Linked DNA regions of Homo sapiens: region 1 is linked to region 2. Evidence: chromatin loops called from intact Hi-C (ENCODE). Cell type or tissue: heart right ventricle. All regions are shown on one strand. Each heading gives the region's core, and the rest is flanking DNA. Links, peaks and the distances in the headings are about the cores only.

What was found. Peaks named below come from ENCODE experiments on the same cell type or tissue, not always from the same donor. Only the 100,000 strongest peaks of a DNase experiment are listed, where the experiment ranks them.
Region 1: it touches region 2 in a loop (2.5-fold over the local background); 32 of 110 quality-filtered maps call a loop at or near these places.

Annotation. Positions count from the first base shown.
Region 1 is chr5:128,901,891-128,909,332 of GRCh38, reverse strand. The region is part of intron 6 of LOC105379168 (a long non-coding RNA gene); the gene reads right to left. Among named protein-coding and RNA genes, the nearest start is that of SLC27A6, 60 kb to the left of the region's middle. In heart right ventricle, for the core only: a CTCF peak has its summit at 3,618 (motif pointing left); no DNase peak of the experiment used is centred there.
Region 2 is chr5:129,111,274-129,118,715 of GRCh38, reverse strand. It overlaps ISOC1 (isochorismatase domain containing 1), which reads right to left. Exons shown (of 5, transcript NM_016048.2): 5 at 4,688-5,861. The coding sequence ends at 5,715. Among named protein-coding and RNA genes, the nearest start is that of MIR4633, 17 kb to the right of the region's middle. In heart right ventricle, for the core only: a CTCF peak has its summit at 4,633 (motif pointing left); no DNase peak of the experiment used is centred there.

The DNA of each region.
Region 1 (7,442 bases), core at 2,539-5,038, 210 kb after region 2:
GCAAATAGAAGGGAGAGAGGATTAATATAAAATGAGACCAATGAACTAAGGAGCATATGCCTATGTTGTAGGGCATTGAGGTCATTTTTGGGGCTTCTACCTTATTTTGAGTGAGAGGGAAAGCCACTGGTGTTTAAGAGCAGAAGAATGATACAATCATACTTGAGTTTTAATGAGGTCACCCAGGATGTTGTATTGAACAGACTAATGGGACAAGGGCAAAATTGGGACACCAGTTAGGAAGCTATTGCACTAATACACTCAAGGAGTGAGCGTATCTTGGACCCAGCTGACAGTAGTGAAGATGGAGAAAAGCAGTAGGAGTTTGGATGTTTTAAGACAATGGAACTGACAGTGTATGCTGATAAATTAGAAGTTCAGGCAAGGCATGGTGGCTCACACCTGTAATCCCAACACTTTGGGAGGCCAAAGTGAGTGGATCTCTTGAGTCTAGGAATTGGAGACTAGCCTGGGCAACATGGCAAAAAATACTAAAAATACAAAAATTTGCTGGATGTGGTGGTGTGTGCCTGTAGTCCCAGCAACCTGGGAGGCTGAGGTAGGAGGAATGCTTGAGCCCAGGGAGGTTGAGTTTGCAGCAAGCTGTGATCACACCCTTGTACTCCAGCCTTGGTGACAGAGTGAGACCTTGTCTTTAAAGAAAAAAAAAGAAAGAAAGAAAAGAAGACAGAGAACTTAAGATGTTAGAGAAAGAAGCAGCCATAGGCAACCCCAAGTCTTTGACCTGAATCATCAGAAAGACAGAATTTCCAGGAGTTCAGTTTTAGCAATGTTAAATTTGAGAAGCCTATGAGACCTTCAAATAGCAATATTGAGGGGGCATTGAGGTCTAGAGTGGAGGGAGAAAGTCTTGACTGGAGATATGAATTTGGAAATCATCACATGGTTTAAAGCCATTAGACTAATTAGATAACCAAGGGAGGGAATATAACTGGAAAGAAAGTCCAATGACTAAGCCCTGTGGTTCTCCAATATTGAACAGTCAGAGAAAAGAAGAGTAACCAGCAAAGGAGGTCTATCTACAGGGAACCAGAAAGAATGGCCAGGACTGTGAGAATGAATTGGGAGTCACTAATACATATATTATGGGTGAAGACCACAAGATTATCCTGGGTTTGGGGTGGGGAGGGTGTATGGAACAAAAGAAGTGGGTTAAGACTGGAAGCTAGAACCCTGGGAGACACCAACTTTTAAGAGAAACAAGTGCAAAAAGAGAAGCAAGCAAAAGAATGGGAGAAAATGTGCTCAGAGAGGCCTATTGACAGCTAGGACAAAGACATGTCATAGACCCAAGCAGAGATCTGCAAGGTAAAATTAAAATTCAATTTCATTTGCAACAAAAGGTCAAGTAAGATGAGGACTGAGAACAGTTCCTCAGATTTGGCAGTTGTGATATTGCTGGTGAGATTTTACAAAGGAATTATGGAAAATTAGGGATGAAGAAAGGGAGACAATGAAGGTAGTAGGTATAGACTATTCTTCTGAATAAATTCATGATGAGAAGGGGAAATAGTTTGGAGGCATCTGAGTAATGTGGAGATTGCTTTGGATAGGAGGCATCTAGAGCATGTTATTAAGAATAAAGAAGCAGATATAGAATGACAAAAGAAGAGAGAGAATGCTGGAGATCGATCTAGTATATGAGCATATTTTCTTACACAGATATATACACATTTTGCCTAAGAATAAATCGATTTAATTTCCACGTTAGAAAATTGAGACTATGATAAATGAGTTGTCCAAGATGACATGGATATTAATATATTTAACCTCTGAATCACTTTGATCTAGTTGATTCTAAGTCAGTCAAGACATTTAATAGCAAAAAGATGATCTGTGAGTGCTTTCAAGTGCAAAAAAGCTAGAATGAGACAAAAGGGTGATATAATTAAATGTGACATATTCTATTTGAGATTTGGCTGGCAGAATTTCCACTCCAAATCAAAAGGTAGCTTGTAAGGCATGATGCACTTCACTTTCCTCTACCTTTGGACAATTCTCCCTCTTCTGTTTCAGGTCAGAATTATTTTGTCTAGTCTATGAACAGAAATATAAACCTGTTTTTTCTAATCATGTCATATCTCCACTATTTTTTTATTTAATAGACAATGATCTTCCTTGATCTTAAAAGCTGAAAAAAGTGGCATGATTTTCTCCTACTGTAAACTATTCCTCAAGCAGATGACACTCTTTCTTTGAGCTGCCAAGTTTGAGATCAGTAAGCAGTTATATCATAAGGTAGGAGACAGTATATGCATTAATTTCTTAAAATATTTTCCCACTTCATTTATGTAAGTTCTTCACCAGGAGAAATGTCAGTCACGAGTTTGTGCCTGTGAAATTTTTTTGTGTTGTACATTTGCTCTGTATTTGCCAGTATGTCTAATAAAAACCAATAAGATTCAAGGAGATAACTTACAGAACCTCAAGCAAGAATTATGATATTTGATTGAGAGAGAAAAGAGAGGCCTTGTGTACCTTGGGAAGTTTTCTTTATTAGAGGTTAGGAATGTTTGGAAAATCATGGCCGCTATTGAAGGGAAAGAACTAGCTTCATTCTCTGTGATCTCAAATCATTAAAAATTAAAGAAATAATTTTATTATTCATATTTGCTTAATTTACATAACCAGAGCTTCACATCTATGTCAGGATATGAGTAAAAGTGATATTATTATCCATATTGACTAAATAGAACCCAAATACCACGAAGTTTGAATGGCAGCATGAGGGTCCTTAGTAGTCGCGTAGAACAGGAATGAGAACTTCTACCTCTCCATCCTTAGGTTAGAGCTCTTTTATTTATGACACTTGTTCTGTTTAAATACACCTACCATCTTGCTACAATTATTTCAATTGTTCCAACCTTTATGGCAATACATACTTTCAACACATGTTTAGTGAATACCCACCAAGTGCAGGCACTATTCTGGAAGTTGGGGATACAACCATGAACAAGCCTGACAAAATCCTTTCTCTTGCAAAGCTTACATATTACTAGGGGAGAACAATAAACAAATAAATAAGTAAAGGTATGGTAGATTGGTTGACAATAATAAATTAGAATCAGGGAGGGAGAGGAATACTAGAGGTACAAATGGTGTTATGATGTCTTTTTTTTTTTTTTTACAGGGCAATCATGGAGGTCTTCATAGAAATGAATTGAGCAGATACCTATGAAACTTGAAAAAGCAATGTGAAATCTAGGGGAAGAACTTTATAGAGGGAACAGCAATTTGAGATTATTTCTCTTGTGAGTCTAAATCGAAAGAGAGGTCAAATAACATTTGTGAGGAAGGATATATCCTCTCATGGGCCTAAAAGTAAATAGGTTTTTTCCCCCCCCGACCAGGTAGCTTAATTTGTAAAAGAACAAATTTTGATCTGATATTATAGAGGGAAAAATACGTGTTGCTCTTGAACTTAAGAAGATGAACAACAACAAAATAAGCAATAATAATAAGCAACAACAAAAAAGCAATAATATAAACTACTTATATTCTAGAAGGTAGAAGGCTACCCTTTAAATCATCCAAAACCCAGAGACATTAAAACTATACACAAATGATTACTGTAAATAGGCACCCTTGCATGTGCTGCCATCTTGTGGTACAGGAGAAAAGTGTTATTATTTGACTGTATTAATGACTACTACCCACGTTCTTAGTTGACCACATCTGTGTCCTGGGAGAGAAAAGTATGCTTTATAACTGATCTTTAAGATTAAATACCTTTGAATTAAATTAACATTGTATAAAGCAACTTAAAAGTGTAAATTATGAAAATAAAGACTTTATCAGCTTGACTGTTTAAAAATTACTTCACAATACATAAATTTTTTTCACAATGCACAATACATAATTTTAAGCTTAATCTCAATATCGTGTAATACCCAACTCAACCTCTTTCTCTACTTAGGCAGATCTTGTCTTTCATTCTTGTTTAATTGCTTTCTATATGTTATACAAGATACACAATGATAGTTTTCACTCTTCCCCAGTCCACTTTTGTACTATTTAGCCCTACATGACTTGAATGGACTGGTTGCCTGGGTAATTATGAGCAGTGTACTTGGAAGAATAGGATTCCTGAGGGGAAGCTTCCCAAGAAAGCGAATTAATCTATCTTGGAAAGTAACTCCCTTGTCTCCTGGAGTGTTAAAGAACATCTCCTATGGTATGTCATTATGACACATTTGTCTTAAGAGAAAAAATGTTTGAGAGATTGCTTTATGGTAACACCTAGTCACAGATTTAACCTTTGCCTCCATCTGAAAGAAAAGTTGGCCAGCAAACCAAAAGTCTGGGAGAAGCCATCAAGAGGTCAAAATTGTGCAAGACTCCTTGTTTACTTGAACCATCTTACAGAGTCATTCCTTCAGATTCACATAATTTTCCCTTAGTTCAACATACAAAGCAAGACATTTAAGTTAAGTCTACTCATCTATATAGCGCTCTGTGTTCCTGCTCACACCTGACCCCAGATCCACCACTTTAAAATATTGTGTGTGTCACTGGGGCCTGTCGGGCAGTGGGGGGCTAGGGGAGGGATAGCATTAGGAGAAATACCTAATGTAGATGATGGGTTGATGGGCGCAGCAGACCACCATGGCACATGTATACCTATGTAACAAACCTGCACATTCTGCACATGTATCCCAGAACTTAAAGTATAACAAAAAAAATTTAAAAAAAAATATATGTGTGTATGTGGTGATGAGGTCTCTCTATGTTGTCCAGGAGATGAGGTCTCTCTGTGTTGACCAGGCTGGTCTTGAACTTCTGGCCTCAAGTGATCCTCCCACCTTGGTCTCCCAAAGTGCTGGGATTACAGGCATAAGCTACCACACACGGCCTCATCATTTTTATTTTGCAATGGATTGCTACATGGTGCATCTTACAGACCAATCTTATGTCATCTACTAGACAGTATTTTTATATTGTCAAAAGGTATTACATTTACGTTTGGTTCTATAATGGTAACTACCCGTTGTTTAACCTTGGTTTCAATTTAAACAGATTTCAGTGTTTATGGCAGAGATGGCCAGCGGGCCTCCTATATCTACTCTTCACTCCTTGTCTGTTAGAAGTAACAGAAATCCCAACATTCACTTGCACACTCAGTGCCCAGAATGAAGAGTGCATTTCCCAGCCTTCTAGACATGGCTATATGACTAAGTTCTAGCCCATGAAAAGGAAGCATAAGTGTTGAGTGATTCCTTCTGGGGGCCTTTATTAAAAGACAGCTTGCACCCTATATGTTTCTTTTTTAAAATATTCGATCTCAAAAAGTAGCATATGAATGGGAGGACTCTATTAGGTAGGAAATAAATCTTACAAAATTTTGAGGATGCAATACATCTAAGTTAAGATTTTAGAAGCCTAATAGATGGGGCACGTCAAGACATTCCCTCCAAAATAAAAAACAAATTCCTTCTTTTTGAAGCCTGGTCCCCTGATGGACTATTCAGCTCCAACCTCCCCGCTGGATCGACTGTGATCTCTGTTGCAAACACCTCTCAGTTCTGCTTCCCTGTCTACCCAATCCTGCTTCCCCAACTCTGTATAGGTGAAAGGAGAGGAGCAGCAGCCCCACCTACCTCCAGTTAAACTCCTTCACACATACTTCTACTTCTGCATTGTTTTTCTTGCAACTCAATCGAAGACACCTCTCAGTGTCTGGCCATCTCCACTCAGATCTACTTGATGTACAAGTTCTTTTGAACCCCACATGGCCTAATGTTAAGCGTGTTTGATGTTGAACTCTAACCCTCCCCTATTTATTTCAGTGTAGTTACATACAGTTATATACACTACACATATGATCCTATACATGCATATGTAGATTTTCAAAAGACTAGAAAACAGAAAAAATATATACAGAATTATCTCTAGATGGTGAATTACTTTTATCATTTTTTACCCATCTTTTTTCTAAAAATAAAATTGATTGTTTTTATAACAATGAAGATAATTTTAAAATAAAACAAAAAACTACACATCTAAATAATAATTACAACAATAACTACCAACCAGGAATACCAAATATGCAAAATAAGTTAGATGAATTTGTAATACCAACTCCATTTTTGGTTACTGATAAGCCCATAATTTATCCCATGTCTATCTCTTTCCTCATGCCAAGCAGAGTAGTGGGAACAATTTTGCGGCACTAGCTAGAAATATTTCAACCCTCAGAAAGAAAGAGAAAGAAAAAAATGGGCTATTTTTGCAATCTCTGTCAAGTGATATTTCTGCTGTAATCTGCTTTGAGTCAAGTAAAAGATAAATACACTGAAAATGTGAAGTGAGAACCACATTGTAACACCTTCACTTAGTATTCTTCCAAGTTAATCGGCATAGATGACCCTTGACAATTTTTTTAGGAGGGGCCTAAGATGGTTTTATTATTATTGGAAACTCTAGAATGAATTGCCGGGTTACCTTTTGCCATTTGAGATTCTGGCTTTCAACCTTAACTTTCCTGAGATAGAATCCATTTAGTAGTGTCTCTCTTCTTTTACCTTCTGGTCCTATTCTACACTGTTTTCCAATTTTTGATGCATTTCTTGGAGGGACAAAAATCTCATAATTCCTTAAAGATTTAAAGCTAATGCTTTTTTAGAGATTTCTTTCTGTAGGGCTACTATCTAGCTGCATAGAGTCAGACCAGTTCTTTCTTAGAGCAGATAACGTTGGCTTTTTCCATTTTTTCTTTTTGAGGCCGGCCTTTTTTTTTTTTTGCATATAGGGATAATCATAAGCCAAAGTCACAATGAGAACACCTACAATGTTCTGTGTGTGTATGTGCATTTGCATGCTTGTGTGTGTGTGCCTGACTTGTGTGAGAAGTCTCTATAGGATTTCATGTGTCTGGCAGACAAGTGGCTTTATCTCTTAACACAATACATTTGTTCTTTCAGCTCTGTAAGTCCAACTTTATTAATGCCACATTTTACAAATTATATCTTTATCCCTCTAAAGTTATAGAAGACTTTAATTTTAAGAATAAATAGAAGGTTCTTAAATAAAAACATTAACTAGTCCTAAAATTATGTGGTCGATTATTAAATAATATTACCACAGCTGAATGCTTTGGAAGATTAACAATGAAGGATATAAAATGTCATATGGCCGTGATATTTATGTATTCATCTTAAGTTGTTTTAATTTTCAGTGTTCCTACGATCATAAGCATGCCTGCACATACTCTTGAATGAGGACTGGATGGTAACCATCCCTGTGAATACCATTCCTTTGTTTTTGTGCTTGTTTGAGCATGATTATCTTCTCACTAAATTCTTGGCTCTGGAGCTAGGAGCTTTGGTTCATATTTTTACTCTATAGCAATTAGTACAGTGCCAGTGTTTTGCACATAGATGATGCTAATCACTATTTGTAGCTATATTAATAGCTAACAGCTA
Region 2 (7,442 bases), core at 3,084-5,583:
TCCCAAACTCCAAAGTTTGAATAAGGCTGAGAAAAGGCCAGAGGCCCTAGAGAAAATCTGTGGTTAACAAAAGGCAGAGTGAGCTGTAAAAATATGAAACTGGGGAGGCAAGGGGAATACACAATTCAAGCAGTATGACAGGGTCTGTAACCAGAAACCTGTGAAGACTGGACATTTGGAGAAAAGCCAAAGACCAAGGGCCAGTCAGCAAATAAGCCTCTGAAGAACAAAGCTATTTACCCCAAAAGAAACTCAATGAGATCTTGGAGTGATTATATTTAGCTATGTTTTCCACATCAGTAGAAACACAGGGCTAGAGAGTTCAGTTCAGTAAATACAGACGTTTGATTTTACACACCTCAGATAAGAATTATCCTTCTCTTTAGGGGAGGAGGTTTCTGCCCTTTCCTGTTCTGCAGTTATCACCTGTGCTGTGACATTTCTCTCACTCTCTGAATCCAGGACTTAAAGAATGCTGGAGAGGGGAGCGCATACCAGGAAACCAGTGATAAGGAGCCCGACTTGGGACCTGAACCTTCAGGGAGATTTCAGTTATTGTCTGTGGTAGGCAGATGGACAGTCCACAAAGATGTCCATGTCCAGGACAAGAAAGACAGGTCGATTCTACCAAATAACATAGATAGTACAACTGAAAATATAACTAAACTGCATGAATGATGATACATGCAGGAGGAGCAATGTGGAGATAAGATAATGTAAGTAAGCCAAAATCCTGATCTTCCAGGGGAAACAATTAGTAGACATTACCTAAAAGTTTAAATAACACCTTTCATAAGCATATTATTCAGTTATGAAGGCAGCTGGCAGAGGAAGACAAAAAGGCTGTTAGAGTGGTTTCTTCCAGGGAATAAGAATAAGGGTAGGGTAGCAAAGGGAAGGAATAGGAAACTCTTGCTTTTCACAATACAGTTCCACACTCTTGTTTTCTTAAAACACCCTTGCCTGTTATGCTATTAAAATTTTAAAAATCAATGAGTAAACCCAGTATTCTGGCAAGGACTAATTTCAAAAACAATGCTTTTATTTAATTGGGGAAAAAAGTTCATTTTATTACAAACACTAAGTGAGCCTGATAATATCCACCTGAAGTCCTGCGTGTTTAGTAAGACAGCTCTCTCCAAATAAAAATGATTGCCATTTTTTTAAAAAGCCAAATACAAAAGTATTCATTTTTTATTGCTGCATAGCAAATTACCACAAATTTATTAGCTTAAAACACAAATTGATTACCTCATGGTTCTGTAGGTCGGAAGTACAGGCACAGCATGGCGATTCTCTGCTCAGAGTCTTACAGGCGGAAATCAAGATGTCAGCCAGACCTCACTTCTATCTGGTGGCTCTGGGGAAGAATCTCTTTTTCAAGCTCCTTCACATTGTTTGCTGAATTAAGTGATGGTGGTTGTACGACTTAGGTCCCTGCTTCCTTGCTGGCAAAGGCCTGCTTCCAAATGATAGGATCCTCACATCTTTACCATGTGGTCTCTTACATCTTCAAAGTCAGCAAGGGAGAATCTCTCTCCTGCCGGAGACCTCTCACTCTTAGAATCTCTTTCGCCAGCTAGAGCCCAGTCCCTTTTAAAGGCTCAGCTGATTAGCTTAGGACTACCAAGCTAGTCTCCCTATTTTAAGGTAAACTGCTTTGAGACCTTAATTACCTCAGCAAAAACTCTCCACACCTGTTACCTAGGTACCTAGATTAGCATTTGATTGCATAATCGGGAGGAGGTGTGTGTATACCAGAGAAGTGGGACTCTTGGGGTCCATTTCAGAATTGTTTCCTATAGCAAGCAAATCAAGATTATAATCTCTCCAATAGGAATTAATAGGTTTACATACTGCAGGTCAAAAATCTTTAAGTATATAAATGCAATGCTGAATTTTTTTCCAGCATTACTGAGAAATAATTGACAAACACTGCAAATATTTAGGGTGTGTGCTGTTTTGATATATGATATATACTGTAAAATAATTGCCACAGCAAAGCTAATTAACATATCCATCATCTCACAGGTGTGTGTGTGTGTGTGTGTGTGTGTGTGTGTGTGTGCATGAACATTTAAGAACTACTCTCTTACCGTATATCAAGGAGCCTGTCTTCCAGAAATAAGGTTTCTTGATAAGATGGTCTACTGTTAAGGTACAGTAAGTAAAACTTAGGAACAACTTAAAGGAAAGCAATATGACATAAAAATTCTGAAAGCCAACTCCACATATTTAAAAAACTCAGTTCAATCATATCTAGGTAATTGATAAATCTCATTATGGTAGCTTAATGATTTTTAAAATATTTTAAATCAAAGTTTACATGGTGAAAGAATGCTCTATAGAGGACTAAGGAAGCACTAATCAATTTAATGATGTGGGAAAATTAATTCAAAATTAATAATGAAAATGACTAATTTTCATATATTTTAGCCATTTCCCCAAATTAGTTAGGAAATGTGCTTTAGAGAAAATCATCAAGGAAGAAATAAGACTAGATTTAAGGTTACAGCCAGGGAAAGTTATTAATTAGTAGCAAGAGTATATCCCATTAGCTTTGCCAATCAAAATTATTGTTACAGAAATTATAAAATGCATACTCTTTTGTATATATTTATTGTTCCTCTCTCTTTGATAATCCTTAGCATTATCACTTAATGTAAGAAAGAACAGGACAGGGAATTAAGTAACCTCAGTTCTCATCCTGCTGTGCAACTTTGGAAAAGTCATTTATTTCTGGGCCTCACTAACTGTGTCTGTAAAATAAAACCATTTTAGAATTTGGGAGCTGAAATGGACCTTTGAGATCATGATCTTTATAGTTCCACCCAGTTCTAAAGTCATATTTACACAAACATCAACTTTTAGAGAGGGAATATATTCCACGTTGAGAAATGTATTACTTTAACGGATGTAACAGGATATTTTGTTTCCTGATTGGAATAAGTTATCACTTTTAATTTTAGAATAAGTTTCTACAGATGTTTTAGCATTTCAATAAGTGAATCCTCTTGCTCCTGCTCCCATACCCTTGCAATTCAACACAATGACTACTCTTTTGCTTATGTAGTCAAGTTCTCTATTTACATCAGTTGAAAGAATTTCATTATCCTACAAAGTTACAGATGCTTCCAATTTTAAGGCATAATGTATTATAATCAATTTGGTTTTCTTGTAATAATAAAGCCTTGTCAGTGACCTGCTTGGCATGATGTACAAAAAAAGAGAGAAGGCAGAATTCACAGTTATTCTGAACTTTAGTATTATATTGACATTCCTGGACCTCTGATATAATTTAATTCAATTCACATTTACTGAGAATTGTATCTGATTTTGTGCCATAGCATAAGTTTCCTAGGGGCATCTTTTTATCCTAAGCACAAAGCACAATGTTTAGAACTTAGTGGGTTTTCAAAATGTTTCCAGAATGACTATATATAATTCACGGTCTCTGCTTCCAGAGAGCTTATAATATAGCAGGAAAGATGGAAATATGACAAATGACAAAATGAAATAAAATACTAAATCACATGGCGGTGTCTGTGTTATACAGAGTGGCCACCAGAGATGTTAATGTTGTAAACCCTGGAACCTGTGAATATGTTGTTACACAGCAAAAGAAAACTTAGGTTGCAGATGGAATAAGGTTCTGATCAGATGACCTTAAAGCACATGAGCTCTTAAGTCAGAATGAGAAAGACAGAAGAGTGAGTCAGACAGATGTGACATAAGAAAAAACAGATACACCTTCATTGGCTTAGAAGAGGTAGAAATGGGGTCAAAAAAGCCAAAAAAAAAACCAAAAAAAAAAAAAACAAAAAAAAAACATGGGTGAATGCTAGAAGCACAGAGCAGCAAGGAAACAGTTTCTTCCGTACAGCCTCCGGAAAAGAACACGGCCCTGCTGATACCTTGATCTTAGCCCACTAAGACTCATTTCAGAATTCTAACCTACAGAACTGCGAGAATACACTTGTGCCGTTGTTTTACGACACTGTTTGTGGTATAATAGTTTGTTATGGAAGGCAGGGGAAACGAAGCTGACGTCACAGAATTAGTTTCACCTGTGAAAAGGCTTCACTGTACTGGTATTTCACTGAGCCCTGAAAGGTTTGGGTGCAGTGGAGGAAAACAGTTGTCTGGAGTTAAATTCTCGCTATTTCAAATATGGTCCTTTCTGAACAGCACTGGTGGAAAATGCCCAATTTTTGGAAATGCGAAATGTCACCTTGGAAATGCAAAATGTCACCTCAGGCTGCACAACAGACCTACTGAGTCAGCATCAGCATTTTAACAAGATCCTCAAATAATTTGCATTCATATTAAAGTTTGAGAAGCACTAGGTTAAATTTAATAAAAACTTTTTAAAGGTGCAGAAATCTTTGATTCTTCTTTTTTGACACACAAATGGTTGGAAAAAAGTATTTAAACACACCAGGTTGCTATTTGTTACCACTGCCAATAGGAAAAATAAAAAAAATCTGCTCTTAATGAAGAAGGCCTTTCACCCTTTAGTAAAATCCATCTGCCCCTACGTACAAAGGATTTTCCTTCTTTGAAAACTCCCATGAGTTGAAAGATTATAAATGTCAAGATTTTATTACCTTAAATAAATATTAGAATCCCTGGAAGAATACTCATAGAGCCATCTTGTGGAGGACAAAATAATTTCAATCACAATACATTTTCTTTAATTACTTTAATATAAAAGACAGCAGTTTCACATTTCACATATTTGAAAAACATTTCAAAACCCTCTAACAAGTATTTAATGAAAATAAATTTATCGAAGAGAAACAATGACCACAAAATTAATACTACCAAATCATTACTGAGACTTTTTGCATTACAATATTTGGAGAGTAGGTGAAGAAAATATAGAACAGAACATGAACATTTTAAAATGATATTCCACCCAAGCTTTATCTTTTTGCTAAATCTTGTGGACACTAGAATATATATTCAAGATGTTGGTAAAGATATTCAGCAAGCCATACTTCAAAGATGTTAAAACAGCCCTCCACCAATAATATGGCATTGCAAACCCTTCTATCCCATCCCTTTTCAGTTAAAAGAGAGAATATTAACAGAGATTTAGTAATAGTGACCAAAATAAGAAATCAGTATAGTCAAGAAAGATATGTAATTATTCAACATCATTTGGTACGGATAGATCAATGCAACTCACTAAGTGGACAACATTGTGAGGGGAGTGGGTAACATGATTCAGAGTCCTGTGGGTAAATTCATATGCAATAATCTTATTCCAATCAATCTGTAAAGTAAAAGCACTACATCCACATTAACATTATAACATCTTACAGTAATATAAAAGCCAAATCATTGTTGGTACGTCATTTTCTTTAAAGTGAACAATTTAAGAAAACTTCACAAGAGTCTGCACTTTGGAAAGATACGATCAGAGTACACAGTAGAGACAAAACAGGCATCTTCATTGTAATTTTTTTTAATAAATAAAAGCACATTAACAAAAAAGGAAGGTAAGCAGCACCGGAAGCCTTTGACGTTTGTAACTAAATGCTGGTACTCAAATGGTCTAGCTGGTTAAGTTTCACTAGGAGGCGCAAAAAAGGAGCCGTTTTTGACTTAACATTTTAATTCTAGTAGAGATAAGAAGAGCTTGTGTGGGCTTACAGTCCTTCACCTGACTGTCCTTCACCAGTGAGTAGCATACCAGTTCTTCAAATGTCCTATACTTTGGAAAGCAGACCCGACTCTGGAGCACTCGCCTTAATTAGATTCTGAATTTCCTTGAATTTTGGATGGTCCTTATCAGCTACCAGCTGAAGCAGAACAGCCTCACTCGTGGTCACTATGATCCCGGTTCGAGCGAGACGCTTGAACAAAAAGATAAAGGCAAATCAAGAAATAAGCATGAGAATGAACACTATTTCAGAAGAGTAACACTATGCTGGGATGCAATAATTAGTGTCCTCTACTGAAACCGTGGTTCCCAGCCATACCATCAAGTTCAGTGATGGGGATGGATTTCAAGACCAGGCATACCACAAAGTCAATATGATTATTCTTAATATTAGTAAAATGGAGTAGAACGAGTAAAAGGGAACAGGTAGCCAAAGTTATGACATATATGTGCCCAGAACAGGAAAGTCATCAAGGCAAATGACTGTAAAACATGAGATGAGAGAGAGAAAAGGAATGGTTGTTACTACGTGCCCATCACTGAACATCTGGACATTTAGTTGCTGCTATTTCCTGAACACTCCTGGCAGGTTTGTGCTTCATGTCTTACTCATTCATTGACTCAAATGAGGGCTGCTTGTGACTTCTAAATTTATTAAACTTTTATTTCTATTTCTACTACTGAGATTTTTTAAAAGGTGCCTCTGTCCACTTTTCCCCCTCTGTAGTTTAACTGATAATACATGAGATCGTGATGCATATTAATACTTATGCCTGGCACCCCTGGCATTTTGTAGCTCTTCATGTTTTAAAAATCGAGGGGAGCGTAATATTTTAAAGCTCCATTAGCTGTACTACAGATATAATTGTAGCTGCTAGAACATTACATTAGTAATTTACTATCAAATTTCATATAAATTGTTTAATTGGATTAAAACTACTATAAGAATTAAAATGATGGTTCTTAATTTCTTTTTACTGCACCCAAACATCTGACCTATAGCATATGAGTCCTTCCTATAATTAACAGTTCCCTTGTCTAGAAATGACTGGTGCTAAAAGAGCTCTCTCTGTGTCAGGAGACTCCCTGGATGATAAGAGAACCACCACTACTGCTGCCATCATGAACATTTTAATACCACTAAACAAGAGTGTAAAATTCAAGGTTGTGTAAAGTTTCACTGACAGGTCAAAGAATATCCTTGCCAAACTGCCCCAGTGGAATCATAATACTAAGGACAGAAAGCTCAAGGAGGAAAAGAGAGACAGAAAGGAGAAGGCAAAGGGGAAAGAAGGGAAGGAAGAGAGCAAAGAACAGAAAGTCGGGGGTAAAGGGTAGAGAGAGGAAAGGAGGAAAATAGAAGAATTCTATAGCACAGATTCATTCTCTGGATTTATGTGTTATCAGAAATCCCAGGGAAAAAAAAGACACAAACTGTTATCACAAAAAGCATATATGTAAAAAGCATGAAAGAGGAAGTGGTTGGAAACAATTCCTAGGTAAGTCAGAGGCAAAAACCCAGGAAGCCCTTGCATAGCCAAAATATCCTTGCAGAGTGTAAGTCAGTCTTCCTTCAATGGCTGTACATCAGCAGACTGAACCTTTCCACTGGCAGACTCTTTATTTTTATCCGTAATGAAGTATAAGGGAGTATAAGCCATAACCTACTTGTCAGAAAGCAAGCTTGGACCTTAATGACCAGTACAGAAAAGGGTGCAGAGCAGCTAACCAGAACTTTGCAGCAATTTTTTAAAAAAAACAAAATAAAACAAAA